Regions from separate parts of the Mus musculus genome. Here regions 2, 3, 4 and 5 are each linked to region 1. The links are chromatin loops, found by intact Hi-C in ENCODE. Cell type or tissue: heart. All regions are shown on one strand. Links, peaks and the distances in the headings refer to the core of each region. The heading gives the core; the rest is flanking DNA.

What was found. Peaks named below come from ENCODE experiments on the same cell type or tissue, not always from the same donor. Only the 100,000 strongest peaks of a DNase experiment are listed, where the experiment ranks them.
Region 2: it touches region 1 in a loop (6-fold over the local background); 30 of 42 quality-filtered maps call a loop at or near these places.
Region 3: a loop joins it to region 1, with 8 times the contacts of the local background. A loop is called at or near these places in 6 of 42 quality-filtered maps.
Region 4: it touches region 1 in a loop (2.4-fold over the local background); 7 of 42 quality-filtered maps call a loop at or near these places.
Region 5: a loop joins it to region 1, with 8 times the contacts of the local background. A loop is called at or near these places in 16 of 42 quality-filtered maps.

What each region holds. Positions count from the first base shown.
Region 1 is chr13:101,694,316-101,698,315 of GRCm38, forward strand. All of the region lies in intron 7 of Pik3r1 (phosphoinositide-3-kinase regulatory subunit 1), which reads right to left. Among named protein-coding and RNA genes, the nearest start is that of Pik3r1, 72 kb to the right of the region's middle. In heart, for the core only: a CTCF peak has its summit at 1,764 (motif pointing left); DNase peaks (open chromatin) are centred at 536, 1,776, 2,716, 3,836 and 1 weaker place; H3K4me3 peaks cover 1,107 bases; H3K27ac peaks cover 1,247 bases.
Region 2 is chr13:101,506,494-101,513,226 of GRCm38, forward strand. No RefSeq gene overlaps it. Among named protein-coding and RNA genes, the nearest start is that of Gm36475, 30 kb to the right of the region's middle. In heart, for the core only: a CTCF peak has its summit at 3,606 (motif pointing right); no DNase peak of the experiment used is centred there.
Region 3 is chr13:101,158,294-101,165,026 of GRCm38, forward strand. No RefSeq gene overlaps it. Among named protein-coding and RNA genes, the nearest start is that of 5930438M14Rik, 70 kb to the right of the region's middle. In heart, for the core only: a CTCF peak has its summit at 3,625 (motif pointing right); no DNase peak of the experiment used is centred there.
Region 4 is chr13:101,230,452-101,237,184 of GRCm38, forward strand. The region is part of intron 2 of Gm36427 (a long non-coding RNA gene); the gene reads right to left. 5930438M14Rik (RIKEN cDNA 5930438M14 gene) reads left to right here and starts at 1,676. Exons shown (of 4, transcript NR_046158.1): 1 at 1,676-1,915. In heart, for the core only: no CTCF peak of the experiment used is centred there; a DNase peak (open chromatin) is centred at 3,170; H3K27ac peaks cover 1,198 bases.
Region 5 is chr13:100,936,686-100,943,418 of GRCm38, forward strand. No RefSeq gene overlaps it. Among named protein-coding and RNA genes, the nearest start is that of Gm41042, 57 kb to the right of the region's middle. In heart, for the core only: a CTCF peak has its summit at 3,147 (motif pointing right); no DNase peak of the experiment used is centred there.

The sequences.
Region 1 (4,000 bases), core at 1-4,000:
GCAGATAAAGAGCCCGGTGCAGAGAAGTGCATAAATGAAAGAAAAAAAAAAAAGACTTACTTTGCAGGTTATGCATTTCAACGGTTTCGCTTTGAACTGCCAGTATCCCACAGAGAAAAAAAAAAAAAAAAATTCAAAGAAGCTGTTCTTCTACCAAGTGGTCCCAGCCCCTGAGGTTCTCCCGCCCGCCCGGTACCGGCAGTAAAGAACCTAGCTGGAGGAGAGCGCGCAAGGCGGGGGCGCGCGACTCTCAGCCCGGCTGCCGGCTCCCCGGGGCTAGGCTGCAGCGGGTCCCTCCGCCCCACGCCCCGCCCCGGCAGCAAGTCCCCGGCTCCGCGAGAAGAGCCCCCTGGGTCGAGCTACTGCACCGGGGAAGAAAGGAGCCCCGGCGGGCGCTCGCACGTCTCGCTCAGATAAAGATCGAGGCTTCATGATTAACTCGGGCAGGTTCAAATATTTGCTGAGCTAGGGATTTTGGGAGGGGGAGGGGCACCCAAGTCAAAGTCAAAGTTGTCATCAGGCTGACAAGTGGCCGAGGCAAGACTAACTTGCTCATTTTCGTCCGGGAAATGAGAAGGGCATTGTAAGGGGGTGCTGAAAATAGTCCTCCCTGGTGGCCATGGTGCCTGTAACGCGCTGGCAGCCCCCGCTCCGGGGACTCAAGTGGGCCGCAGTGAAGCAGCACAGGAAGTAATCCACCTAGTTCATCAAAAAATAGAATCAAAGCCGCGTTTGTGAAGGCCTGAACCTCTCGGAACAGCTCAGGACAGGGTGCCTCTCTCTCGTGTCCTCCTCCTCCCACGCACTGGCACAGTCAGCCCCGCAGGTGTTAACAGGAAAGCCCTTCACATAGCGCATCACACGCAGGCTAGCAGCCCCGGGAGGGCATCCTTCAAGCAAGCCCAGATCTTTAAGGAGTCAACTTCAGCTCACCTTCAAATAGCCCTAGGACTTTCTAATCTGGAGTATCTAAGAGGTGTGTCTGCACTGGGTTAACTGGTGTGTCTGCACTGGGTTAAGTGCTGGCTGGGTGTGACAAAGGGACAGAGAAGGACGCGCTTTCCCTTCTCTGGGATTCTAGTCTGTAATTTGAGAAAGTTGCAGCTAACTGGGTTTAGGGTTGCTGGGTGGACAGAAATCAAGTCTTTTCCTAGGAAACGTCCCCATGGCATCTGCCCAGAAGCCCCCACTTCTTTTGAACCATTAACGGAAAAAAAATCACAAAGCCCCCAAAAACTTTTGGTCCTAAATTCCATTCTCAGCCCACTGCCCCTAGTCTTGGCTTTCCTTGGTCATGGAAAGTCGAAACTAACAAGCTGAATTTACTTTCTTTTAGGCCACTCTGAAGAAAAACTAAAAACCAAAAAGCAAAAACAAACCCTCACACCTATAACAAAACTCTGGCTTTCTTGTTTTCTTCTTTTAGCTTAAGAAAAACAAAGGTCCTTCTTATTTTCATGCATTGCCCTGATCTCAAAAGAGTTTCTCTGGAAGAAACATCAGACATTGGCTTCTTACAAATACCTGTCTGTGCGACGATTAAACTGTAAATCTGACAGTCTATTTTGTCTCAGAACAAAAGTATCTACCGTTAAACAGTATATACCAGAAAAGGTCCCGAATAGCCATGGACAGGTTGTTTCAAACAAACTCCTCACTATATGTACAATCCCCTACCACGGAGGCTCTATTAAGGACATTAACTCCAAGTGTGAGCAGAAGCTTTCTGCTCTTTATTAGTTTAAGGAGGGCGCCCTCTGCTGGCAGAACGGAGTAAATCATGCCTGCTTAAGAGACAACCATCAACTTCCAGTTTCACCTCCTCCGTATCCAAATAGCCCCACAAATTAATAACACATAATTATAAATAGCTTATAAATATACGTAATTCACTACTAAACCAAAGTCACAGGTGTCACAATTACCTAGGAATTTATTTCCACTTGGCTAATAAGCCCCTTTAAAAAGAAACTTGTGCTTTCTTGGCATCCTATCTATTTGGGGCTGCTAAGACCCATTGCACATGCATAACGGAAGGCTCACTTCACCTTCTGGATGCTTCAGGCCAGTGAGAACCCCTTTTCTCAGGGTTTTGTACAACTCACTTCAGAGGCAAAGGCAGGCCAGGGTTCGACTTGCCAGTAGATTTCAGCTAGCCAAGAAACTCTCATGATTATTAACATGTGTTTCCAAGTTCTGTGACATGCTTTCTGCTCTGAACAAGACCTCTTGGGGCATCACCCGAGACCTGGAAAGCTTGCTTCTCAGAGACTCATGTGCACCACTGTCAATGAACAAAAGCCAGGGAAAACAGGCAGCAGGAGGGAAAAATGAATTATCCAAAGTTACCCAGGGTAAAAAGAATATGTTTCTTCACAATTCCAATGTAAGACATCTTAGAAAGTAGGGCCCTCCAGCACGGGGCTAATTCATGACTCCATATCCATGCGAGCTCAATGAACCCACATTAAGAAAAAACACCCTTTCCCTTTCCAGTTAATAAACAAACCCAGGTTTACATACCAAAAATATATAATAATAATAATCCAGACACAGGCTACAGGCTTTCTGCAAAGGCACACCCACGCCCACTGTCTAGCAGACAGAGGAACTCCCCCTCCCACCCCACCCCCCATCCTGTGATGTCTGTCCCTTCAGAGTCAGAGAAAGCTGTACCCTGAAAACAAAAGTAAAAACATGGCCTAGCACGTGCCCAGGGCAGCGATCACGTGGCACTCGGGGAACTCGAGTAAAACTTTTCTAGTTTTCATGAGATGGAATCAGCTCTCCCCTGTTCCTCTACCCCTCTTGGGGCCTGCATCTTTTTCAACGTCTCAGATCTTACCTTAGAGACAACTCTCTCATGTCAGGCCATATTTTAAACCCAATGGGAGGAAAAACAAATGAGAGAAAAGTGAAACTCTGAAAGTTATTTCCCTCGTCTTCGTGTTTGCTTACATCTACAGCTGAGAATGCAGCCCGGGGTGTTTCAAGCAAGATGCATGGATTCTGCGATGTTTTGCAAAGCACCAACAGTTAAAAATCAACCTTGACATGTGTAGGAGGGCAGCGGGGGTGGGAAGGTGGGGGGTGGGGGGGTCACTTCTTTCCTCCGCCTGGCTTGCGGGTGCAATATTAGCCTCCAATTATGCTACATTAATATTTCTGAATATATCCATGAAATCCGAAACACGGGTAGTATTCAGAGGTACCCTGTGTTCACAGTGATCTCTACTGTGGTTGCCCTGTGGGATCAGCTTAGCTCCCCCCTCCCCGTGCCCCTCCCTGCCCCCGCCCCGTCTGAGGAGCCTAAGGAATTCCAGAAAACCTGCTGTTCAGCTTCAGATATAATGAAGACTTCTCAACCAGAGGGGATGGAGGGCAAGCTGACAATAGAGCTCTGAAAGCATACTGTCCCCATCACCTGTCCCCATCTGTGTCTCCTTCCATAAATCAAGGAATCTTTACCTCAGAGGGCTGCTGGGTGCAGGAAATCAGTTGGCTTCTGAGATTTCACTGCAATCTGAACAGCTTATCAGTGTATGTGTATATATGGAGAATTAGGAGGCTGCTAATTCCAGACACTAATTGGAATGAATCAAAATGAGGAATAGCCTTTGTCTTTGCTTCTTAGAAATGTAGCTGAACCAATTAAATTTACAGTAAAAAAGCAAACAACCAACAACCACAGGGCAGTTTAAGATAAGGGAACAGGGGCTGAAGAACACACACAGGGAATGGGCCATGTTAACAACCTGCAGAGAAAGCACACCGGGACTGGTTGGGACACAGATAGAGTGGATGGCACTGGGAACACTGTGTACGGTTGTACTTTCTGTACACTGTGCAAGGGCACACTGGCAAGGTGACAGAGGGAGTGGCGTTGACACCTAGGCCACTCCACCCACCAAGACACACAGCTTGTTAAATCCTAACCACCGAGGGAGAGAGGTTCAACTCTCCTTCCACTACAAACACCTCGTGGAGATTTGTCCCCCAA
Region 2 (6,733 bases), core at 1,295-5,294, 190 kb before region 1:
CGAATTGATAGACACCACGCTACGGCAATGGCTTCCGCATCTGGCAACAGACCTGCATGCTTTTCCACATCTGTCTTTTTCCTTTCCCCTTCTAGCTGTAGTGAAGGAGTTGGTTCTTCTTCATTCTAAGATTTCTCCATCCTTCTGGTCTTTGAATCCTATCTGCCTCTATCTTTTAACTTTGATAACTCTACCTTTCTTTATAACTTCACATGTATGTGTCAAAGACAACCTAGTTAAATTAAAATTCTTCCTTGGAGCCCCCTCAAAGCAAATTTCTAGCCTTTGTCATCATTCCAATGCCTCTGTCCTTGCCAGCCATCCCCCTTGGTCTTCCTTGCTAAATCTAGCACATTTCCTTCTTCTGACCAGTGCCACCAGCAGTCACCAAGATGCAGCTTTCAGCCATACTTCCTCAAATGACTGGATCTCTCAGAGGCCTGTCATGCTGTTAGCTGTTGCATGTTCACCTTCAGCAAGAAGTCTCCACTTCACTGGCAGGATACTGACTAAGTTTCTTCCTCACCTGCTGGCCTGCCCTTCCTTTATAATCTCCTGCAGCTCTCTTCTCTTTCCCAGCCCAGCTATTACATGTCCTCTTCCCATCTGACATACTCATCAGATGATCTCACCCATGCCATGCACACTGGTAACTTTCAAACCTTGAAAGTTACAGCCAAGAAAATTCTACAGTCAAGAACTTCTACTTAGCCTTGGATTCACAAACTTCTCAGCTCACTCAGCATCCCCAAGTAAAATCAGACAGATCCCACAAAGAGCATGTGTAAACCTGAACCTGCAATCTTTCCCTCACCACTCTTTTCTTCCTCAAGGGAATGACCTTCCCTTTCATGCAGTTCTGCCTATAAAAAGGATGGGAGTCACATATAGTAAATGCTGTCATTCTTACCTGTCTATCATCTATTCACAATTATAGTGCTAAATTTGCTTCTCTACTCTGTGTGTACTTGATATAGAATTGGTTCTACTCTTGAGCTCCAGGCACAAACATATTGCTTGAGACCAGCTAATGAGGTTCCATTCTAGAACATTTCCTGAGAATATTGACAAGTCCCCTTCTGCTAAAGGAGTGAGTGTCCAGAAAGGGTGCAAACCCAGAGCTACCAGTAGCTATTTTGTTAGCATGAGAGAGGAGCTTCAAGGAAAGGGTGAAGCCAACACAAGAATAGGAAAGAAAGGTATTGTTAAAGACATGATCTGAATTCCTGGGGTGAGCTGTGTTGACACATCGGATCTACTCAAGGACATTTGGGTACATGAGACAAGACATTTTCACTAGGTCCTTAGCTAGCTTGAACCTGGAGTGTAATTACTTGCACAGCTCCATAACACAGTCTAAATAGTTACATCATTGCATGTATTTCCTCCTTCCCTCCCCCTTCTCAATCACATCAGTCCCTACATCTTTCTGGTTCCACTTCCTAGAAAGCTAAATGGATCTCTAAGTTGATCCGCTTTAGTCTACTCTGTCCACCAATCAAGGCCAAGACATTCAATCTCAACTGATCCGCTAAGGTGGCATTCCATCAGGTTCATTGCTGTCTTGTCAGCAATCTTGTCTTCATGGCTGTCTCCTCAGTGTGGTCTTTATCCAGAAGCGAGCATGTCCTTAGCAAAAGCATCAATCAGATCATGCTTGCTACTGCTTACAGTCATTCACTGCTCCTTCTTGCCCATACAATCAATACAGTATTGCCATGGCCCAGGGCCCTGGATGCGCCGACCTGGACCTCATTCCTGGCTCATCACATTCCATTTTGCCCATGGTTTCTCTATTCTGGTCATAAGAGAAATGACTCACAACTAACTCCAATATGTTAGCAAATTCTTATTTCTGATGCCAAAAGTAGGCTTTGCCTTCCTTTTCCAATAGACATTCCTTTAGAGAAGCCCTCCTTTGCACCAGACCAGACCTGCCTCCCCAAGTCTCTCCCTGTGCCTAGATAACTTCTATCCTCTGCCCCCTCAATACCAGCCTGTGTCATCATTTAATTTGGTACTTTGTGTTAACAATTAACTTGTGGGTTACCTTCCCTGCCAGACCTGAAGCACCATGAGGGCAGACCAGGCCTGTTTGCTTGACCACACTCTCTTGCTATATGTCTGATACAAATTTTGACTGACTTTGCTATGTTTAGGTCTGAATAAACTTAAAGAAAAACAAATGTGGGCTACAGAGAGAGAAGATGGCTCAGTGGTTAAGAGAAGAAGAGATGTTTTCCAAGATTTCAAGCAGGTTTACAAATTTCATTTTAGACTAAAGGCTGTACATTTAAAATCTGACCATCTGTTATACCAATAAGGCGTAGTGATTGTAGGTGAAGATAAAGCAGAAAGTTAGGCAGTTTTTTTTTCAAATCTGCTTTATGTAAAGAATAAAATCTGAACACACACACAGAGAGAGAGAGAGAGAGAGAGAGAGAGAGCAAACTTCAACCTTCCCTGTTTTTTTAAGTTTATGAAAAATTGTTAAATTCATGTGCTTTACTGGACAGGATATCTAAAAGCCATGCAGGGCCCTGCACTTGAATTTAGTTTGAACAAACCAACTGTAAAAAGACATTTTGCAGACAAGCAGGGCAAATTTGAACATAGACTGGGTTTTAGAGGAGATAAAAATTTATTGGCAAGGAAAGATTCATAAACTAAAAAAAGCAGTTTACAAGCAGCATGTACAACACTATCTCATTTTGATAGAAACATGTAGTGTATACAGGTGTTAAGAGTGGTAACCTGTAAGGGGTAGGAATGTGGGGCTAGCACTTTTAAAACTTTCTTTATCTGAATTTATAACTTTCCACAAAGCACACATGACTTTTGTAGTAATAAAACTTAAAATAGCGATTAGTTTTGCAAATGTTAAAGAAGGCTTACACAGACCCAAATTTATTCTGAAAGCCTTCCAGGACATTTTTTTTTTTCTATGTCCTACACCTTAGGAATGAATAGTATGTCCTAACTTCTGGGCGGGTCTCAGCATGAAGGATTAAACATTTCAGCACTGCTTGAAGCGAAGGGGAATCAATCAATTACTGAACACGCCTACATTTTCTCCTGGCAATGTCGTGAAAGGGCCTCCTGATCGCTTGCAGAGAAGCCACCCTCACAGTGAGGGGCTCACGCTATTACAGGCAACACTGAAATGGCCATTTCCCTCTCTAATGGAAAAATCCACAGTCCATCAACTCTTAAGAGTAGCAAGTATACAGAAAACTTAGAAAATGCTGCGTTCCAGTTGTCTGAGAAGGAGAGGGAAGGGTATTTTGATGACAACTGAAAAAGCCAGGCAAAGGTCATTATCAGACAACTACTGAACTGCATATTTATATTCACATCCTGGAAAACTTTTTCTCACAGGACTAAGTGAAGCTTGCATCCAAGGTGGTCCCTGTGTTCCTTATGTGAACAATGAAGTCTGGACGAAATCTAAGACTTAATTAATTCACAACTATGTTTCATTAATTAATTATATATTGTATATGGTTAGAACACAAATACATCTATAGACACTGTACATACATCTATATATAGCAAATATATATTTGCTAGCATTTTCCCTGGGTTCCCACACTGCTGAAAGAGTCCCCTGTAGAGGGCACTAGTCAGTTGTTAACCTTTGTGAATCTGTTTAAATCAAGGGAAGGAAGTGACCTGAAGGATCACATAACCAACTCTTCCTCCTCAGGAGGTAGAAACTGAGGCCCAGGGAGATTGGGGGTGGGGGTTAGGAGGAGGCTTGCTCAGTCACAAAGCAAGTACCGTACAGAGCTAAGAAAAAGTCAGCCTGCTTTGTGGTTTTTAAAAAGAAAAGAAAGAGAAATACAAAACCCAGAGGCCACAAACCCATTTGCATCTAGTTGACCATTTATGAATCACAGGCCCTGAAGACCACAGCACTGGCACCATACGTACATGATCCCAGAGAGCCCACTGTTTGAAACACTTCTGTAAGAGGCATTTCATCACCGAGTCCCTCCCATCTGCAGTATCTTGCAGCAAAATTTGCTGAGCCTTTACCATTTTCCCAATAACCCTTGTTATCTAAACATTACCAAATACATTTGCACAGCTCTGAAACTGCATTAGTAGGAAGGATACACCGTGTTTCTCTTTCTCCCGATCCCATCAAAAGCAGTCCATTGTGAACCATGCGGTGGAGCGGGTTCATTTATTTTGTTAGGATTAGGCAAACTGGACTGGCAGTGTGGTTTCCAGAAAGGCTGCCTGATGATGTGTCACCTTACGGTCAGGTTAGAGAAACACCTTAGATGCATGAGTTCATTTCTGTTGCTGTGATAAAGCACCATGACCAACAATGGCTTATGGGAGAAAGAGTTTATTTTGGCTCATGCATCAAAGGGCGAGTCTGTAATGGCAGGGGAAGCATGGCAGCAGGTGGCAGGAGTGGGAACTGAGAGATCACACCTTCAACAGCAAACATGAACCAGCGAGAGAGATAGCTGGAAGTGGGTCCAAGCTATGAATGACGTCTGTAAGCCCACCCCCAATGACATATTTCCTCCAGGTGGGCTTCATAACGTCCTCAAGCAGCACCACTGAGCAGAAACTAAATAGTCAAATATATGAGATTCTGGGGACATTTCTCATTTAAAACACCACATATGATTATGTATGTCTTGCCCATATATCGAAACTGCTGCTCGTGGACCCCGTCTATATGAACCATGGTTTTATATGTCTGATGTTTTAGCTTTTCATTTCTCTGTTTGTTGTTGTTTTGAGGAATAAATGAGTTCAGGACAGCACACTGTAGTTGGGGAATCACAAACTTTGGAACCCAGGAGACAAGTTAAATTTTAACTCTTGCTTCCATTTATGAATAAATTGGGTCTAATTCAGCAAATTATTTAGACTTTGAGCATCAGACTTCTTATCATAGCATCTATCCCGTAGGGTAGGGATTAAAAAAATGTATGCAGTAAGAGAAGATGGTCTGTTTTGAGATTTAGAAGAGAGAAAGCAGAATCCCACTGTGAAACAGATTCAAGGTCATGCTACTAAGAGAAGGCATTGTTCTTAAGAGTCTGAAAATAGACTGAATGGGCTTTCCAGTGCATGGTCTTCAGTTCTCAATCCTCTCCAAGTTACTCTGACAGTAATTTTATGATTCTTTTACCCATGTGGCAGTGGTATTGCTAGTATCCAGCCCACATCACCCCACACATTTCAGAGATAAACCTACATGCTCAGGAACATGAGAGAACGAATCTGTGAGATAACGGCTTCTCTCCCTCCTTAATATTTCCTGGGTGCAGAGAAAACATTCCAGCATCTGTGTCCAGAAAAATCCAACATTTTCTTGCTGTTGATAGGAATGAGAAGGCAGGTAGCATGTTCCAAAGGTTTGATGGCCCAAGTACAGGTACCCTACTGCTGTTCCAGGCTCTTTTAGTTTTGAATGACCTATTCATACTTAGGTAACATGTGCTGTGAGGATTTTAAGAGATGCATTGCTTCATCCCACTGCAGCAGGTCTGAAAAGGAAGACACTATCAACTTCAATATGTTGCTGGAGAACCTGGAGTTTGGGGAAAACTGCATGCTTGCACAAATCATTCATCAAGTTCCCAGTATGGTAAAGCCTGGCTGAACCTCTGGAATAGGGGCTTCCTAACTCATTCTTTTTTTACTCATACTGAATTCTCCAAATGTAGCAATAATATGCCCAAAGGAATAAAATCAAGGAACCTTAAAAAGCCTCTGCAATCTAAAATGTTACTATCCTCATAAGCACGTGACTTCATTCTTTGAGCATTTTCATTAGAACAACTTTCTTGTCCAGAAAACCCTTACTCAGTAAAGTAAGGGTTGTTTTGTGGTCATTCTAGACACTTCCAGAAAGATCCATCGATTTCTCAACTGAAGGCATCATGGGAAATTTTTCTACCAATTTGAGCATTTTCTTAGCCCCCTCATCTCAAAATCTCTACCTCACTGTCTCCAGCAACCCTACAAGATCCCATCATTATGATCCTCACCCAACCCAAGCCCACCCTCACATGCCTGCGAGAGAGGATGCACATTGTGAGATGCACATCCCAGTTCCAATCTTCAAAACTTTAAGAGTATCCCCCAAGGTCTCCCTCAACTTTCACTAGCTCTTTTCAGACTCTGCCAAAGCAGCATTCCTCATTTCCTGCAAGGAACTGATTCTGCCTCCTCAGGGACATTTGACAGTGTCTGGGGACATCTCTGATTGTCACGGCTGGGTCAAGGTGGAAGTCAGGGATGCTGCTGATCATCTACAGTGTACAGAGCCTCCTCCACCCAGAACAATGAGTGTAGATGGGTTATTTTGATGATATTACGAAGCCAGCATTTGATCCACAAACAAAATGGCTTCGTGAGTGGACTAAAGTCTTCACCCAGCCTCTGAACCCTCCTCAATGATTTGTTAGCTTCTCTTGCTCTTGATCACAATTATCCATGCTGCCTAACAAGGCTCAAACCCACAATGCCCATCGTAAGAAATTTCACTCTGCCAATTTTGTATGGTCCCTCCATGAAAAATTAATTCTGTACTGTATGTTGTTAATGGATTGTCTGAAAGATAGGCTTAGGATACACAGTTTTGTGGGTGTTCTTGACCATACTAATAATGCCAGAATTCCCAGAGTTGTAAAAGTGACTTTAGTAGAGAGAAGGCACTTTTTTTTCCCTTTGTAGAAAAATAGCACAATTTCTCTGTAAA
Region 3 (6,733 bases), core at 1,390-5,389, 530 kb before region 1:
TGGGTTATAATCACAATAGATTGCACACATATACAAAATGGTAAAAATAAAACCAATGTTAAAAACAGTACAAGCTTAAATTAAGGGCTATCCTGCACAGGATGTGACTTCTCTTCTCAAGTTTTTGAAAGGTTAAAGAAGTGGCTATCTCTAGAAAACAGGCACACACGTGCCTTAGGGTTTGGCCTTACCTATTACATCACATTAGCCTGTGCAGTGTAATTTTTAAGGAAATCATGGCTTATTAACAAAAATCAACAGAATAGAATGTCCGAAAGTGGCTGCACACGAGTATGGTGGCAGGATTCTGATCAGAGCTTCCAGTCACTACATTACAGGGAACAGCCCTTCCAACAAATGTTGCTGGGAAGACTGGAGACCCACACTGGTGAAAAAGAAAACAAACTGTTTCTTACTGCATACACAAACAATGGCTTTGATGGCTCCTGGGATTGAACATAAACCACACATCATAAACCTCCAGGAGAGCACAAGAGGATATCTTGGCGGCATAGGCAAGACTTCTTGGACAGGGTGCAAAAAGAACTTATCCTAATAAATTGGATTTCATTGAAACTGAAAATGGCAGATTATCAAAGGCTACTGTTGATAAATTGAGTACATATATTTACTATTTGTGGAGATTATCCAGCTTCTTTCCCATATAATAAATGTATTGTGGCAGTTGAAAGACTAAGGTGGGACCCGATGGAATGAATTAGCAGAAGGGACACTTCCTTCCAAACCTGATGACCTGAGTTCAATACCTGGATGCCTTAAGGTGGTGATAGAACCAACTTCCAAGAGTTGTCCTCTGACCACATGCCACACTGGCACTGTGGCATGCGCGCATGCACATACACACACACACACACACACACACACACACACACACACACACACACACACACACATATACACATACACACTGACCAAATTTAAAAAACACATTTAAAGGTGATGGTAACCAAACTCTGGTCCACTGCAAGAACACAGGGCTCTTAACCACTGAGCCATCTGTCCAGCTTCCCCCACTTATCATCTTTGAGATAGGGCCTCTCAGTGAACATGAAACTTACTTGTTTGACTAGGCTGGCTGGCCAGCAAGCCCCATGCATCATCCATTTCTGCATCTGCGCTTCTGCAGTGTGGATTATGGGCATCCACTCCATACCAGACTTTTTACTGGGCACCGGGGATTCAAAATCAGGGCCTTATGCTCGCTAAGCAAGTGCTTTACTGCCTGAGGCCGCCGTTCCCCACACCCTCGTCTGTTTTAAATTTAATCCCTATAATTAAAAGAAATCTTGGAGTCTTGATAAAAATACAATGCTATTTTTAAACCTCCCAAAAGAAAGAAAGTAAATAGATAAGGCAGACTGAGAAAAAGTATTTATAGTAGATATATGGTACAGAATATAGTAGAATATCCCAGTCAGAACTAAGCAACGCATCGCATAATCGAGAGACTTTCGGGTGGAATGACAACTTAGACACTACCTCTGTGTAACTTGGTAAAGGAGAGGATCAGAAGAAGATAAGAAAAAAAGAAAAAGAGAAAACCAGCTATTATTCCAAAGGCAGGAAGTGCTTTGGACATCCACAAAACCAGTAACAAGATACCTGGGAACTACTCACGGGAATGCGTGGGTGTGTGTGTGTGAGAGAGAAATAAGCCCAACACAGCACTAGCCACACTGCTCCTCTGTGAGGGGAGGGAAAGGAGAAAGTGCTTCTCTTTCTCTCATCAGAAAGATGAGCCAGCTAAGAAGCAGGCAGTTGTGCCTCAAGACAGTCACAGACCTTACCAGCCTCAAATCCAGCTGTGGGTTTTGCTGAGACAGAGATCCCTCTGGTAGACCGTGACTCAGCAGTAGAGGGAATCCTGTTGTATCACCCTATGCACATAGAGAGCAGTGGCTAGGTGCCACTTTATTTTTTAAAGATTTATTTCTACTTTTATTTCATTTTATTTTTGTGAGTGTACATGAGTGTATGGGTGTGTGTATGTGTGTTTGAGTTTTCATGTTTGTATATGTGTGCCTTGTGTGCAAAGTTGCCCATAGAAGCCCAGGAGAGGGCATTAGATTCCCCTGAGCTGGAGTTATGGATGATTAAGAGCTGCTTGACCTGGGTACTGGAAACCTAACTTGGGTCCTCTAATAGTAACAAGTGCTTTGTTTGTTTGTTTGTTTGTTTGTTTGTTTTTTGTTTTTTGTTTTTTTGAGACAGGTTTCTCTGTGTAGCCCTGGCTGTCCTAGAACTCACTCTGTAGACCAGGCTGGCTTCGAACTCAGAAATCTACCTGCCTCTGCCTCCCAAGTGCTGGGATTAAAGGTGTGCGCCACCACCACCCGCTCTTAATCACTGAACCTTATCTCTGTCTCTCCAGGTACCATCTTGAATGATAATCTGTTTCTCGGAAATGACCTACTATGGCCTTGTTATAGGAAGTGTGTCACTGGGGGTGGGCTTTGGGCTTTCAAAAACCCGTTTCAAGCTCAGAGTCTCTTTCTTCCTGCAGTCAGTGAATCCAGATGCAGAACTCTCAGCTCCTTCTCACAGCATCGTATCTGCTTGCACACTTCCATGCTCCCCACCACGATGATAATGGACTAAACCTCTGAAACTGTAAACAAGCCCCAATTAAATTATTTCCTTTATAAGAAAAATAAATCTCCTGCAAAAGACTTATTATCTATTTTATTTAGATGTAAATATATATACATATATATAAATTTATAAGTATTCATTTTCTATCTTGACTCATGATTATATACTATTCCACTTAATTCTGTTACTTGAATAGTTGTAGATTTTGTTCTTGCAATAGATTTGGCTCCTCTGGATTGTCCACCATTGCTTTCATTATCATTCTTCCTATCTTAACCTCTTACATCATAGCACAATAAAATGTTCCACTCTCGTTTCATGTTTCTTGTGGTATTCCTATGCCAGCAATTTCTTCTAAGAGCTCTAAGCCTTACACTGGACAACTGTGTTACAATAACAGTGGCTCCACCTTAGTTTATTTTTCTGATGTTGTGATAAAATAAACTGACAAAGAAAAAAGAAAGAAAGAAAGAAATGACCTACATAGGCAGGCTGAGGATAGGAAATAATCACAGGCTATAGAGCCTCAGTTTGGCCTGCAAGAGCTCCTCTGTAAGGGAAGGTCCAAGGAGGCACCTGTGGAGAAGAGCAGGGTCAGATGCTGACAGAATGGATACAGGAGGTTTCATCTAAGCAGCGAGGTACACTATAAGGAAAGGGAGCCTTGTTTTTCATTGCCAGGAGAAGATCACAACAAAATAAATAACCCTGGCATTTCATATGTCTGAGGACAATGGATGGATCAACCTGTTGGACCACTTATCTGCCACTTCCTACCCAGAGTCTCATGTTGTACCTGATACCCATAGCTACATCTCACAGCAAGGTGATTAATACTGAGGGAGTCTTGAGAGTACAAAGACAGGCCTTCTGCTTGTACAGATCTTGGAGCTGCGGTGTTTTTCCACAGTCACAACACAGTTGAAAAGAACCTCTGGCTTCTTAACCAAATCCAGAGTATTTGGATCTGGGGTATCTCAGGAGGGCGAGAGAACCCTGCAGAGCTATGTATGGCCAGCAGAGGCCTCTGGTATGCAAAGGGACATTTCTAAAACAAAGACAGCTCTGACAGACTTCAAACACTTGTCCAAGACTCAGCAACAGCACAAACCACAGGAATGTTATGACCCACACATTCAGTTGACATCTACCATGACCCCAGTGATCATAACTGGCAGTCTAAAATTTTAGGACCTAGAAAACTGCTCTAATGCTTTATCCTGTCTGTCTTTCCACCTTTGTTTGGCCTTGTGAGCACCCTTTGCCCACCACTTGCTACATCTTAATATATGTTACATTGTTATTGAAATAAAAATTTATGTTTTATTTCCCTTCCTATGTTCCTCAAATTTTGTCTATATACATTGTTCTCATTATCGGTCAACCTTTTTTGTTTGACTTAGTTGCTGCCAATGTTCCTCCACTCTTCTTCCTCTTTCTCCTCCTCTTCCTCCTTATTGTGTCTTATTTATCTCTAAAATATTTAGGAATATTTGGATTGTGCCATATTTTAAAAAATTGTCCTTCTTAAATTTACCTAAATTTGTATTTGAGCATTTGTTTTATTGGCGATTCTTTATTTTTCTCCCCACTCTAACCTTTTGCTTTTTTGCCTCCTCCTCCTTTTACATCCTTCTTCTTTAGATACCCTTTCTAGTTCTCTCTGCCTGTTTTCCAGCAAACTTATTGTAGTGTCTTTTGCTATTTTATATTTTAATGGTCATTGGGGGAGCTTCTGTCAGTTTTAAATATACTTTTCATTTCTTGTATGACATTGAGCATAAGAAATGGAAGGGAACTGAAATAGGCAAGCTATAGCCAAAGTTCTCAAACTAGGTATAGCATGAAGTTATCAAAAACTGCTCTAATACTTTATCCTGCCTGTCTTTCCACCTTCTAATATTGGCACATAATTGAACATATTGGCAGTAATACAGATGGCATTAGAATATAGGTTTCCAGACTTGGAAAACAGTGCTATTCATTTATTAATTTACATATCACTTTCTAGAGATTTGGGTAACAATAGTAATGAAAATTGAAGAGGACAGGTGAGCCTTATTTACCATTTCATTAAGTGATAAATGTTGTACAATAGTCATGGGTGCCCGGAAAACAAAGGCAGGTCAGACTTCAAGGCATTTTCTGTTTAAAGAGAGATCTAGACAAGCAAATGGTGCTGATAGGGCTGTGGAGCACAATTGGACTCATGACCTCACGGCAATGAAAGAAATCTTTTGATCTGAGTTTCCCGCATGAAGACTTTGAGAAAAAATAAGTTTATTTAGGATCAGATTCCGGGAAGCACTGTGAGGGGGTAGAAAGGAGAGAGAGGGAGAGGGGGAGAGAGCAGAGAGAATATAGCAGGTGTGTTCATGAGTAGGTTTTTGCTGTGGCAAATAGCACTCAGTCCTCTGGATGCTAAGAATCTGTGTACTACAGAGCTCAGACTGTCTAGGTGAGGGGCAGGCAAGCTGGCTGTGGACATTATCTAGCAATGCCTGGACCTCACTGCTTGAGAATTATTCCTGGATGTTGACTTGTTGGTAACTCAGCCAAAAACTATCTTTGACACAAGTTTGCTTTTACTTAATGAGATACAGGCAGTTGCTGCTATGCATGAGTAACAGTCTAAAAGCAACCAGGGGGACATGAAGTTAGGAACATTGACAAGGTCTACCAGTAGGCTAGTCTGAGAGCTAATTAACTGGCTACCAGTGGCTGCAAAGAGTGATAAATTTCACATAAAAAGGATGCAAGGTACAAAAGTTCAGAAATAAATGATAATTCAGTGTCTTACAGTGACTTATGAGGAAGGTCTTGGGGGTGAAGGGCATGTGTTGGGGGAGAGGGCAAAGAGAATACTGGCAAGAGGATAGTATGGGAAGACATACATATTGAAGTGCAAGGGTCTTATGTTCTTTGGTGGTATAGTTGGGTTGACATTACCATCTTGAATCATGGCCACTGTGATGATGTGCAGGAGACCCTCACAAGAGGAGTCATGTTAACATCCCCTCATGGATAGGAAGGAGATGCTCAGGAGAAAAACATTGGTGGTATTTGTGAGAGAAAGAAGAAAATATCTGTAAAAATGTGAACCCTACCAGGCTGCCGCTGAAAATGTGTGTTGCCTTTTCATTTGGGTATGAATGAACCTCTTGTTCTTTAAGTTTCAGAAAATGCAAGCTAACGGTGTGTGGGAAACTGCACACGTGTGCGCCTGAAGCCATCATCTGCTGGTGAAAGCTCTCCTGTGGGCTGTCGTGTTACACCTGTGGCTATGGTCGGCCTGACCATTTATTTGCCAAGAACCTTTAGGAGGGACTGATGTTTTATTCTTATTTCTCCACTGGTCCAGCCTTGTGGCTATATTTGTGTTGGCCACTGTCCTTTCCTTCACCAGTTGGGAAGAGCTGTATTTCTGTAGTCATTTGACCCCCTCTGTTAGAGAAATAAAAAACCCAGAAATGTCAGGACTAAAATAGAGTTCCCTAAGGATGTGACTTTCTTTTGGTGACAAAAAACAAAAACAAACAACAACAACAACAATAAAACAACAACAACAACAATAACAAAAACCAGCAAGTCCACTTGTGACAGAACAGCCTCTTTTAAAACCTAATTGTACACGGGCTGTTCTGACTATGGTGGAACAGTGATGGATCCCCGTGTGGGAAGATAGTCACACCAGGAATATTAGTTTTGTGCTTCTCTTTGGTAACTAAATTTCATTTTCCAACATTACTGCAGATTGTGAATTATTCATAGCCTCTCTAGGGCATTTTGCTGGTAGAATCCAGTCTTGCCCTCTACAAATTAATTTTGATTCTTCCAATATAGAAGAAACTTTGCATCCTGACTAGTTCTTATTTGTACCCCTTCATGAATCTTCAACCCCAAATTCGAAGGAGAGCATTCAATTTTAGGGGGAATTTCTTTGTTGAAAATATTGTTTTTATCTACTCCTAATATCTTCACTTTGCATCTTAAAATTATGCAGAATAAATCTAGGGTTTATTCTGGAAGACAGGTTTTCAAATATTTAAATCCAAATACTTAAATGTTTCTACAGTGGTAACCTCCTGAATTTCTCTTTTCCTGTCTGTCTAAAGTTTCG
Region 4 (6,733 bases), core at 1,287-5,286, 460 kb before region 1:
GATTAAATAAATGAGCCTGATCTGTGTTTTGAGACAGGTTCTCATGTACACTAGCTGGCCTTGAACTCATGGTCTTCCTGTGTCTGTTTCCTAGGTGCTGAGATTACAGGTGTGAGCCACTGTGGCGGGCTGATCTCTATCTAGTTCTGCTGTTTGGAACTAATGAAGATATAGTCTTTTGTTAAAAGATAAGCAGGGCCGCTTTTCAGGGCAGAGAAAAGTGAAATAAGAACAGGATTTTGCGGAGCGAAAGAGATTCTTAGAGAGAGGCAGGGTGCACAGCGTGGGCTAGGATTAGGATGAAAAGAACACAAACTTTCCAGACAATAAGAAGGGTCCCATCAGATGTAGCATCTACATCCCAGTGTGATTTTCTCCAAATACAGAAAGCTGATTTTTCCACCACCTGTATGTGTTTGGATCACAGAGTTTTGGTGATCTGTATTGTCCCACCGTGCCTCTGTCTATGGAAGTGTGTGGTTACCGTTGAGGAAGAAGCTCACCGTTGAGGGCTTTCTCTGAGAAGTAGGGTAGCCTCTGCAGTCTAGGCAATGCCACATGCTCCCAGACACTCCCAGAGAGAAGTGTAGGGAGGACAGTTGGCCTTGCTGGTGGACAGTAGGATTAAGGTTTTCAGTGACACAGCAAGTGTTTACTTTCTACACAGTAGGTGATTCTGGGTATCTCCGGTCTCTTTGCATCCTCTTCCCAGGTTGGATTGAAAGGTACATATTGGGTTTGTTTTATTTCTGCCAGCATCTTAAGCATCAAAGCAGTTGGGCAAAAACAAAGTAAAACAAAAACAAAACAACAACAACAACACACACACACACACTAAATAAATAAAAAGCAGAAGACACTGCCAGAATTCCCATCAGAATATCCATTTCATCCTAAGCATTGGTTTTGCTGTAATGTCAGAAGTCAGTAGTATTAGTATCTGGTCTCAGCCTGTTTGGACCACCCTGGACATCCACCTTAATCTGCAGACAGTGAGCAAGAGAGCTAGTTTTACACCATGCATCTCATTCCCACATTATACATCTGTTCTCAGAGATGACATGAGGATGTTGGTCTTGTCTTCCTCGTCCCTGTAGCAGGGTGGCAGGTGCTGCTGCTCCTGTGGTTGGTAAGGCTAATTGCCTTGCTCTGGATCTGGGGGGTGGGGGGCACATTGGCTCTATTCCACATTGGCTTTGTTTGAGAGTGCATTAAAGATTTTCAGTTATCCTGAAGACTTTTCAGCAGGACTGGGTACAGCCTACAGGGATATACAGGTCATCAGAAGAGGCAAACATGATACCTAATATCCTCTTCAGCATGTCTGTCAGCCAAAATCCGGGGCAGAGGTGCATTTCCCAGGGTTTATGAATCTACTAACTTTGTCAAAAAGAGAATGGTCAGGCCAGCTAATTCTGCTGTTGATAGAAATTATAGTCATCTAATATTTTACAACTTCCATGAAAATCAGCTTAATGTGTGAAGGCTCCTTGCTCTTTTCAGTAGGTTTTTAAATGCTATAGCAATTACTTTGGCTGCAGTAAAAACTTGAAACTATTCAGAGTATACGTAGTTTCCTTTCACTATCCCGAGTGGCATACATAGTTATTACGATTTAAAGAGTTTTGGCCGTCAGAACATAAAATTCTAAGAGCTTGAGTGAAGAAGTGGGGATGAAGGGACAAAGGAAGAAAGGCGAAGGGAAGAGGAAAGGATTTTTGAAAATGGCTTTTAGCTGTTTAATGACATTTTATAGTCTACTGTCGATCTGAAAGCCCCTTCAGAGGGCTCTGTGGGTCGCTCCATCAATCCCCACTTTTCCCATCAGAGTTGATAAAGACGAATGGCAACAGACATGAAATATGGGAGAAGAGATGCTAAAGATGCGAACAGTTGATTGCTGAAATCCTGCCAGGTAGTTTTCATATCCCAGAGTCCCAACACCTGTGGGGATGCTTGGACTGTGCACATGGCCTCATTGTGGACCAAGCAAATGAATGAAATGTAACTTCTTGCTTTGTAATCCAAGGGTGGCGTGTGTGTGTGTGTGTGTGTGTGTAGCCTAGGGTGGAGTGTGACAAAGTACTACTGAAGATAGAAAGAAACAAGGCTTTTGGACCAGGACAAATGTTAGCTTTACTTTCGTTCCCATTAATCCTGGGTTTGTTTGCTTTGATGGCACTGCCATTTAAGTATCACAGAGAGTAATTGAGAGCATAAATATTCATTATTAAAAAGTCTGAAAAGTGCACAGGTGGGTGGAGAAGAGGACTTTCATAGCCTCTTTGAGAGCCTCCTCCCTCACGTATTCCCTGCCCAGTGAATCTCATTAGTTGGTGTATAAGAGAGGAATTGTAATTCTGTCATGGTTGAATGTATTCTATTTCCTTCTGGTATTTAGAGACCCTCCCCCACCACAATTCCATAATTATGCCTTTGTGACAAGAAAGGTATAGGGATTCTCTGGGGCTTGGGAGTATCTTTGCTCGATCCTAAAAGTGTCTTTCTATTCCCTCTGTGCAGTGGTTTCTTCTTATCCTGCCTAGGATGGAAAGGTACAAAATGGGCTTCTAATTTCATGGTTGAAGTGACAAGAGATAATATCGGTGCAGTTCCTGGCAAACATTTTTTTTCTAATACAAATCTAGAATTTGTCTGTGTGGCCACAGCATGGTCAGGAAGATAAGCAGGTGTATGTGTGCATGTGTAGCTTCAATTTGTGTGTTCTTTTCTGAAGCAGCCTAAGATTTTGGCAGAATGATGTTCTCTATTTGCTGGGTGCAAGTACAGGTGGTTCTTCTGAGCATTTTGTAGCATCCCTTGAGATGTGATCATGGTAAGTGCAGAGTATTGGTCCCAGATGAAAAACAGGGTGTCAGTCCCCCTTAATTTCAGTTATTTCCAAATGTTAGCTCCTGCACAGCCTCTGCACATTGTTCTCCGGTGCTCACAGCAGAGCGATCTACAAGTAGCCAAGAAAGGAGAGGGTTAAGGAAAAGAAATGGGGTCCAACATGAACATCTTTTCCCCTTTTCAGCTTTTTAGAAGATAAATGTTTCAGATTTCAATCTGTGGTTCCCAGCAGTTCTTTGGGAACACTGCAGTCGGCCCACAAAAATCGCTACTGCTGAGCCAACCATAGATAATGCGTCTCAGCAGGGATGACATAATGTGCTAAAAGAAGACTATGATGTAATGCCCATCTCGGAGATCAGAGCCAATTTCCGTTACAAAGCCTTGGAGTCTAGCAGGAGGTAATGAGCTAGCATAAATTGTGTAGCACGGATAAATTCTAGGTCTCATGTGCCTATCTGCATTTTTTAAAGGCAAAAGAAGAAAATAAAATAGAATTCCTAGATCAGAAGTATGTTTTCAGCAAGAGTCTTTGCCCACTCTCAATCCAGACAGCACACTGCTCAAGGCTGGCCCATCACCTTGGCCCACATGGGAATTCAGTGTCTGGGTCTATAACCTGCAGTAAGGTGGTGATGTCATCCCTAATGTTCAGTTTGTGTCTGCAGAGACCGTTTGGGAAGAGGGCGTGGCGTTTGAAGGAGATTGTGCCTTTCCTGGAATGTTGGAGTAACTAGGTTGGAAATGCCCCAAAGGGACTAGAGGTGAGGAACACGGAGAAAAGGCAGGATCACCTTGAAAAGCTCATTAGGGCAACCTTACTCTGCTGGTGGAAGTCTGTGCACCAGGGCCAGGGCTCCCAGATAGGCAGTCTCCTGCTGCCTCCCTTGATTAATTATGCATTCTGACCTCCTAGGGTGCAGCCTGCCTGGCAACAGGCACCCGGAGTCCACCTCTTGGTTGTCTTTCAATAGAAACCTTGAGGACGGCCATAATTCATCTAATCGATGAAAGTCTCTGAGACGCGCAGTGGGGCGCGCCGTGCTCGCTCTCATGCCGCCTGCACATCTCTCCTGCTCTTCTTTTCCTTCATTTAATTTTTAATTGCTCGGAGTGTTTACAGGAGGAGCCCATTTCCGTTTGTTTGTTTGTTTGTTTTCTTTCATGATTTCTGTGCTAATCTTCACCTGGGCTTAATACCAGCTGCTCCCTCTGCGTCAGCCGTTCTCAACCTTCCTAATGCCTCGATGCTTTAATACTGTTCTTCACGTTCCACAGATGCCGTGACCATAACGCCACTTTCATTGCTGCTCCATTACTGTACCTTTGCTACTGTTATCCATGTGGTCTTAGGTGACCCTTGTGAAAACGTTGAGAACCATTGAATGAAAAGGGAGTGGTTTGGTTCACTGTTTGATGCAGCTCAGGATCAGAGCTTACAATTCTGGGTTGTGACAGTGTTGGCAGTTGACCCGGGCTTGGTCAAGGGAACGCTGTACCTTTAAGCAGGAAATAAACATTGGGCACAGATGAAAACGTTCTGGTGTAAGAAAATGAGGAAAATGAAACAGAAACATGACGTGTTGGCCATGTTGAAGAACTGCTCTTGGGAACACGTAAGCTGCAGTGGATATTGCTTTTTAGACTTTTCTGTGAAGTTCCAGCAAGTATTTTTATTTTTTCTTGCTAAAAGGATAGTTATCCTCACATCCACCGGAGGTCAATTTCAGATTTCCCTCGTTATTCAAATACTATCCATGGTAATAGCTTTTTATCGAGATTTTTCTAGTGGACAGTCACTCTAAAATATTTTCATGGAACATCTCCTTTAATCCTTACCAGAAACGTCTGAGGCAGTTGGTCATCTCCATTTTAGAGCAGAGCTTGTGGGTTTGAGTCACTAGCTAGGATTCCAGAGCTAAGAAGCTGACCATTGGGCACCACTTCCCTCCCTTACATCTCTGAACCCACCAGATTGGGGTGGAGAAGGTCTCTGTGTTTAAGGACAATGGGTTCTTTGTGTTAGCCTAAAACAAAGGCTTTGCATTTGTATCACTGGCCCCAGAGCTTGCAGTACAGCTGGTGCTCAGTAAGTGCTGGCTGCCTCTTATATTGAAAGGGAGAGAAAGGAAGAGGGAAGCACTCATCATGAGTGGGAGCCCAGCTGCTTCGAGTTTATCAGGAAAGACCACTTGAGAAAGACGGTGGGCAACATTGTCTATTAGGAGCTAGGGAGGGGACTGTTAACTCTTTGTCCTCATATTATGATTGGTATTGAATCCAGGGCCCAGGACCCTTAAGCGTGTGGCCTGCTGCTGAGCTATACCCTGAGCCCCTGGCCCACATTCTTTAGTATCTGTCCAGATAATGAAGGTGTCTTTAGAGACCAAGTATCAGAAGGCTGCTAGGTGCAGCTGGGATGGTTTATTAATCTGGAACCCTTCATAGATAGGCGTTCCTAGATTCAATAATGCCATTTCCTAAAAAATCTCTAATGTAAAAAGGAAGGAGAGCAGGGGCATCCGTAGACACCTAGGGAAGCCATGTTGGATAGTTTGTTTGGACAGTTTTTCCTTTACAGTCAGCAGCCTGGCGCATTATATTTACACATCAGCAAGGATCATGCTGCTTGTTTTATTTATTTATTTTTTTAAAGTCTGAAATGTCTGTGATGTCTGGTGTCGCTGCTTATTATGAGTCTTCTCTATTTTGAAAACACACAGAAGAGATAATGAAATTAAAGAATTTTACCGGATGTAGTGGCTCGTGCTGATAAGCCTTGCACTTGAGAGGCAGAGACAGGAGGAGTTGAGTGTGTCTGAGGTCATCCTGAGCTAAGAGACCAAGTCCCTAATCAACTGAGGGTACATAATAAGACCCTGACTAAACAAACAAACAAACAAACAAACAAACAAACATAAAACCACCAAGCAAGGAAAGTGTGTGTGTGTGCACAGGTATCAATGGATAAAATATTTTTAATGTATGGCAAACAAAGCCCATCTCTTTAATTAATCAATACTGAGCAACAGTGAGGTCATCTCAGTGGCACACTCAAAGCCTCACACTTCCAGGTGTCCCTTGATGTGGATTTTTACGTCCACCAGAAGGCCCCGAGGAGGCTTGCAGTTTCAGTCTCTATAGCAGAACTCCTGACCTTTCCTTTCCGCATTCCCAGTGTCCCACATGCCAGTCCATTTCCCATTCCCACAGCAGTCTTCATCTCTTGCTCTCTCACCCCTAGTTCTGTCACTGGGACTCAACGGGTATGTCCAAAGTGACAGTTCATCACCTGGAGAGTTCAGATTGAGCTTGTTAGCCTCCTCCTCTTAAGAGTCCACTAGCTGGCTTCACACACACTTCCATCCCTCTAGTTAACCTCTCCTGTGTTAGCCAAACAGGTCTAATCGGTACTTGCCAAGCAAATCTTTTCTCCCTTGCCCCTGTGCCTTTTCTGTTGTCAAGGCTCTTTGCTCCTTGTTCCTCCTCATCCCTGCTGTCTTTGTGTCCTTCTCCTCACTCTTCTGACACATGGTGATGAGTGAGATCGATTGGTGACATTTGAGAAGACAACCTTAGATTCTCTGTTCATTGAGATATTCTGGCTTTGCTGGATTCTGACATACAGTGAGGAAATCTAAATCTGCCCTAAGGATGAAGCTCAGAGTGCCGTGTGTGTAACAACAGGTTCTTAGATCCCTTCAACAGAAAGTGCTTTACCATACTCTTCTTTTGACTCCATCAGTAATACTTAGTTTGACTTAACTCTAAAAGCCCGAATCTGAGCCATCCTGGTGTCACAGCTTCGGCTTCGTGAGATCACATTCCTGGAGTTTGCAGGGGTATGTTTGTCTTATTAAACTATAAGTTTCTAGTGAGA
Region 5 (6,733 bases), core at 1,606-5,605, 760 kb before region 1:
TTACCAGCTGAGCTGTCTCTCCAGTCCCAGGTTTGGTTTTTTAAAAGAAAGAAGGAATTTATAGAGTTGTAAAATACATAAATTCCACTAAAATACCTATTATCAGTTCACAGGGTACTGATTTCTCTAAAGTCTTTGTTATGAGAACTGCATAGAGGCCATGTGATCATTCCTCTGTATAAGTTAAAACAGTTGTTTCTCCTTTATCAGTCGCTATTTCTTCTCCTCTTCCTTCCTCCTCATCTCCTTCCCGATCTTCCCATCTCAGCCTTTCTACAAGCCATTTTTTTTTATTGTTTATTTTAGTTTTTCAGTGCTGAGGACAGAACCCAGGGTCTTGAGTGTGCTAGACAGGCACTACACAACTGAACTACATGCCCAACTCTTAAGTTTTCTGAGGCAGGGTCTTGTGTTTGTAGCTCAGTCTGGCTTTGAACTCTGGACCCTTCTGTCTCTATCTCCTAAGTGGATCACCACCATGCCTGGCACCCTAACAGCCACTTTTTATTGGAATAATTTTAACTATTTATAAGAGTGTTTTGAGACAACCAGTATTGTTCCTATTTTCACAGATAAAGTCCAATAAAAGCCCCCCAGGGTTGAACTTATGGCTCTAAGAATCATCAGAGAGGATTTTTAATTTTCAAGAAAAGGAAGAATGTTCTCCGTGGTTTTTACCCCATCTTGAGGAGAGGGAAAAAAAATTGACATTACCCTTTTCTTTTCTATAAAGACAAAATATACCCAGGAGACACTTTTTGTGTGTGTGTGTTTGCTATTCAATAGCTCCTGAAAATACATCTTTTTGAGACAGGGTTTTATAGTTCACAGAAGCCTTGAACTTACGATGTAGCTGAGGATGGCTTTGAACTTCTGACCCTCCTACTTCTACCTCCTGAGTGCTGAGATTTCCAATGTGCATCACCACACCTGGGTTTTGTGCTCTTAGCAGCCAAACCTTCTGTCTGGCTCACAGCTGTCTGTAACTCTAGTGTCAGGTGATCCAAAGCTCTCTGTTGGCCTCCATGGGCACTGGGTACACATATGGTACACAGACATATGTTCAGGCAAACACTCAAATACATAAAGTAAAAATAAAATCTAAAAAAAAAAAAGAGACGTGACTTTCCTGCATCTCAGTGATTTCACATTGCCCTGTGAACAACGGCAGCTTCTGTCAGTCAGTATCCCCCATCTGTGCGCACTTGAATCCTGTTGTTTTGGCCATACTTGGTACTCCAGGTCTCTGAGATCTCGGGCAGTTCTGTCTCTGCCTCCCATCTCACCATAGGAGTGCTGGGGTTATAGGTACACACGATAGTATCTTGGCTTCTTAAATGTGTGTTCTTGGGTCAGGCTTGTTGGGCCATCTCACTGGCCCCACAATTAATTTTTACATATGGAATGACTTCAGAGGGGAGCCTGTGCTTTGACACCCATTTATAGGCATGGTATAATAAAGCAATGCACTGCATAGATGGAAAATGTCCCGCACGTCCAGTATTTGAAACATTATAGCAATGGGAAGATTTGGGGCAATGGTGACAGGAACAGGGCCCTTCTAAGCCTTGCGGGAGCACATCCAGGAAGGAATTAAAAGACTATGTATAAAATGCCATTTCTCATTCTTCTCTGAGGATATTTGCAGGCAACTGCTCCAGGCACACTAAATGGTTCACTGGCAGAAGAAAATGTTGGTCTCACAGTGGCTCTGTTTCTTCAAGGGCAGGTGAGAGATGCACACTTAACTCATCCTAAGAGACTGTGTGGCTCTGGGTAGATGAAAGGTTATATCCTTTGTCAAAAATCTAATTTCATGAAATTATTCACTCACTCTGCAAACAGACAAACTGGAAAAATAGGTAGGGCAGAAAAAAGAAATTCTTTTCTTCTTAAGGTACCATGGAAGAGAAAAGTCTTTATTGCCAGTGACCCTAAGTGAAAAATTAAATTGGGAGATATGAAAGAAGTTAGGAGGCCCAAGCAGGTTTCACGGGTTAGAAATACAGGGCACAGTATTTTAATCTGGAAAGTACTGAGAATAGGTCTGAGAGAGATACAGTGATACTTAGTTTGAGTGTGCACCGGGACTGATACTCTGGCACTGAAGCACACCTCCCCCTCACAGTGTGTGTGTGTGTGTGTGTGTGTGTGTGTGCGCACATGCACGCACATGCAAAGGGTGTGTTGGTCTAATCAAAGGGAATGTATGTTTAAAACCACTAGATAGGGTTTTCCCAAACTTAACAAGGTGGGATTTTAAATTCTCTCTGCTCCAGCTTCCTTGTGTTGCACACACCTTGGAATGGCCTCCTGAAACAGGGTCCTATTGGTAGAGACTGGATGAATAATCTAACTTTTTCGTCCCTTAGTCTCCTCATCTTTGGACTGTGGATGACAAGAAATAGTTGCTGCATTACTGGGTGGCTTTGGGAAGGCTAGATATATGTGAGCTAATATATGCATATGCTAATATACAAGGCATTCAGCATGATTGTAACATACTGTGCCATCAGTCCCATGTGTAGATATTTGGAAATATTTTACATTATGTAGGTAGGAGCAAATACAAGTAAACATACTTTTATAAGAATGATAGCTCATAGATACGTATTATAATCTATGTATGAAATACATATGAAATACATAGTTTCCTTTATATAAACTTTTTAAAACTAAAGATACAAAGATTATTTCATAATAATAAAGAAATCTTTTTCATTTTTAAAAAAGTTGCATAATATTCCACTGTTTGGATGTCAATAATTCAGACGTTCTTTTTCTCTTGATGAATATTTCATTAGGCTGTTTGAAATCTCTCCTAAACGGTGTGATGTTTTTAAGTCTCAAATGCTGGATGAAACCGTCCCTGGGAAACATTTCTCTAACGTGGTCCACAGGATGGAGGGGGTTTCTTGAATCCTCTCTTGGTCCCTTCCTTTAGTAAAGGGACTCCGGTCCTTCCCGATAGTAAAGTAGAGCGTGCTGGTGTCTAATGGAGTTTGTGCTTTGTATTATCAACATCTATGGAATTGAATTGTTATCTGTTTCTACCCTGGTGGTGTGGTACTAAAAAACAGCCCTTAATGAGAGCTTGTTGACACAACCCAGAATGCAACCCTTTCCCAGCAGAGTGTCAACTCACCAGTAGAGGGCGCTCTTCTTTTGGGAAAAATAATGTCTCTGGGAAGAAAATTTCCACTTAAAACCCCAGTCCTGGGCTGTAGTGTTCTTCTCTGTGGGTAAATGGTGTGCTGTTCCACTGACCATCTAGGGATTAGCGCATTACTGCGTGAATCTATCTTCTGGGTGTGCGATGTATGTGCAGCTTGGAGAGGAAGAGAGTCTGGCATTCTCCTAGGGCTTTAAGGGGAAGGTCTGTGGTTTGATCCAAACCAGGGTTTGGTCCTGATCTTCCTGTGTTGTAGTATTAGAAGCTGAAAGCATATTTCAGGCCATGTCAGGGTATATTCCCTGGGGTATGCTTATAAAACATGTTAATAGTGAATTTTACCCTGTTGGTGAACTCCTGTGGATGTGAGAGGGTACCTGTGAAAATTCTTATGGTCACTTCAGAGAGGAAGAGCTTAACGATGTCTTGGGGACAGTCACTTCTCTTCACTGTCTGTGGTGTTCTTCCTTGCATCCCTGCTCAGTAAACCAAGACTCGGAGCAGTGCAGATAGCTCAAAGTCACTCAGCAAGTGTCACTGCCCACCCTCATACTGCTTCCCCCGAACTTCTAAGTTCCTGAGCTGAAAGTCCATTGCTGTCTATGTGACCAGAATACAGCCTGTTTCCCCTTAGAGCAGTGGTTCTTAGTTTGCGGGTTGCAAACCCTTTGGTAACCGTCATCTCCAGAATTACTTGATTATAATTCATAACAGTATCAAAATTACAATTATGGAGTAAGCAACAAAAATAATTTTATAGTTGGGGGTGGGGGAGTCACCAGAACATGAGGAACTGTGATAAGGGTCACACATTAGGAAGGCCGAGAAGCACTACCCTAGAGCATCTCCCTCTTTCTGCAGGCCCCCACCATTTGTCCTTGGTCTAAGAAGGCCAAGGTCACTGACCTGGCCCCAGCGAGGAAGTTTCCCTTCTGTTTCTCAGTCCAATGTTCTAAAGATAGGAGGATATTCACGAATTTTGGTTTTCCACTCTTTATCCTGGCCATTACTGGACGAAGCTCAGGCACAGGCAAACAATGTCGAATCGACTTCCTTGAAAATGGAAGGCCTGTCCCAGCCTCTGAGTCACGGGCTCAGGTGCGCGGTGCGCCTGAGGCTGGCCTGGTGCCATCTTGTGAACACTTGTGGAAAGGCAGGGTGGCTGCTAGCATGCTGCACGCTAAAGCTGCCTTTCCTGTCTTATTTCCGGTTAAGAAAGAAGGAGCAGAGGAGGAAGAGAAAAGGTGACGTCCAGTTCAGATGCTCGGCAGCTGAACCCTCTGGGAACTTTTAACAGCTCCGTGCATAATCTTACACAGGCAGGGCATAGGCTAATGGAACTGATTAGGGGAAACCAAGTTAGATAACCTTTTCTGTTCTTTTAAAGCTCATCACATCACTTTCAAACTCCACAGGCAACCTTCCAAGATTTGTGTTTGAGGATTTTTTTTTTTTTTCCTGTATAGATGACCTCATTTCTATTCCTAGGGTTACATACCTGCCAAGCATTCACCGATAACACTTGTTAGTTCAAATCTCTCTAGGGTTACAATAAAGTGACATGCAAGTTTCTAACTGAAAAGAAAAGACGCATGAAACTGATGTTAAGAAGCGGGTTGCAGCAGTGGGGTGGTAGCACACACCTTTAATCCCAGCACTCGGGAGGCAGAGGCAGGCAGATTTCTGAGTTTGAAGCCAGCCTGGTCCACAAAGTGAGTTCCAGGACAGCCAGGGCTATACAGAGAAACCCTGTCTTGAAAGAAACAAAACAAAACAAAACAAAAAACAAAAAACAAACAAACAAACAAAAAGAAGTGGGTTGCAGCTGACCCATCCCCAAACTTTAAGAACCCACACTCATGACTGACTTCAGTGAAGCTTGCCTTTCACCAGGGTGATCTGGAGGGCTTGCTGAGCTCCAGGGCAGAGCCCACCCCAGAGCTCCTTATACTTTACGGTTGGGGTGGGATCCACAGTGTTTAACAAGTTTCCTGGGGCTAATGATGTTTCTGGTATGGGGGACTTTTTAAAAATATAGGTTTGGTTATTGTAAGGTTGAAAAGCCCAAGAAAGCCGAATTATGGATTCTCCTTTCCCAGTTGGCTGGAGAAAGTAGTTATTCTGACAGAGAGAGGCAAGGCTCAGGAGGTGGAGCTCGGCTCCCATTCTTCTAATGCTTCCAACTATGTGATCCTGGCAGAGTAACCTTCTCTTCCCGGCACCTCCATTTTCTTATCTGAAAAACAGGGGTCTTCTAGCTCATAGGTTTGTGAGTGCGTATATATGTAGTATACCACGCTGACACATAGAATATCTATAATGAGCTGCTGGGGATATGGCTTGTTTGCTAGAGTGTTTATCTAACACATGGGAATCCCTGCTTTTGTTTCCACGCACCACATAAACATGGTGTTAGGGTTGCATGCCTATAATCCCAGCTCTCAAGAAGAGGAAGACCAGAAATTCAAGGCCACCCTTAGCAACATATTGATCTGAAGCTAGCCTGGGCTACATGAGACCCTGTCTAAAAATAACCAAGAGCCAAAACAACAACAAAACTGAAAAAACAAAACAACATATCCCCAAATCCCAAAACACAAAAAGCTATTGTAATGAATAGCTATTCTTTAAAACATTTGAAACTGAAGAAGAACGAAGACCAAAGTGTGGGCACTTTGCCCCTTCTTAGAATTGGAAACAATCACCCATGGAAGGAGTTACAGAGACAAAGTTTGGAGCTGAGACAAAAGGATGGACCATCTAGAGACTACCATATCCAGGGATCCATCCCATAATTAACCTCCAAACGATGACACCATTGCATACACTAGCAAGCGTTTGTTGCAAGGACCGTGATATAGCTGTCTCTTGTGAGACTAGGCCGGGGCCTAGCAAACACAGAAGTGGATACTCACAGTCAACTATTGGATGGATCACAGGGCCCCCAATGGAGGAGCTAGAGAAAGTATCCAAGGAGCTAAAGAGATCTGCAACCCTGTAGGTGCAACAACATTATGAACTAACCAGTACCCCAGAGCTCTTGACTCTAGCTGCATATGTATCAAAAGATGGCCTAGTCGGCCATCACTGGAAAGAGAGGCCCATTAAACAGGCAAACTTTATATGCCCCAGTACAGGGGAACGCCAGGGCCAAAAAATGGGAATAGGTGGGTAGGGGAGTGGGGGGGGGGAGGGTGGGGGGAACTTTTGGGATAGCATTGAAAATATAATTGAGGAAAATATGTAATAAAAAAAAACAAAACAAAAAAAACATTTTTATACATCTTTGAAGTAGTTACGTTTACTAAAAATAGACCGAAATAAAAATAATTAAATACAAGGCACAGGTACTTTAAATAAGTGTAAGGTGGTAATACTTTATTAAATTAAAAAATTCCCTGAAATGAAATATAGCATCTCCATGATCAGCCTTTGTTGTTCTGAGGTTAAGAGAAGTTGGCCCCTGTGCACCACACTGCTGAGGAGGAAAAACATCAGAACAAAGATTGCATAGAGGCATGATTAGGTAGCTTTTAAAACCATGAAACTCGAAACTTTCCC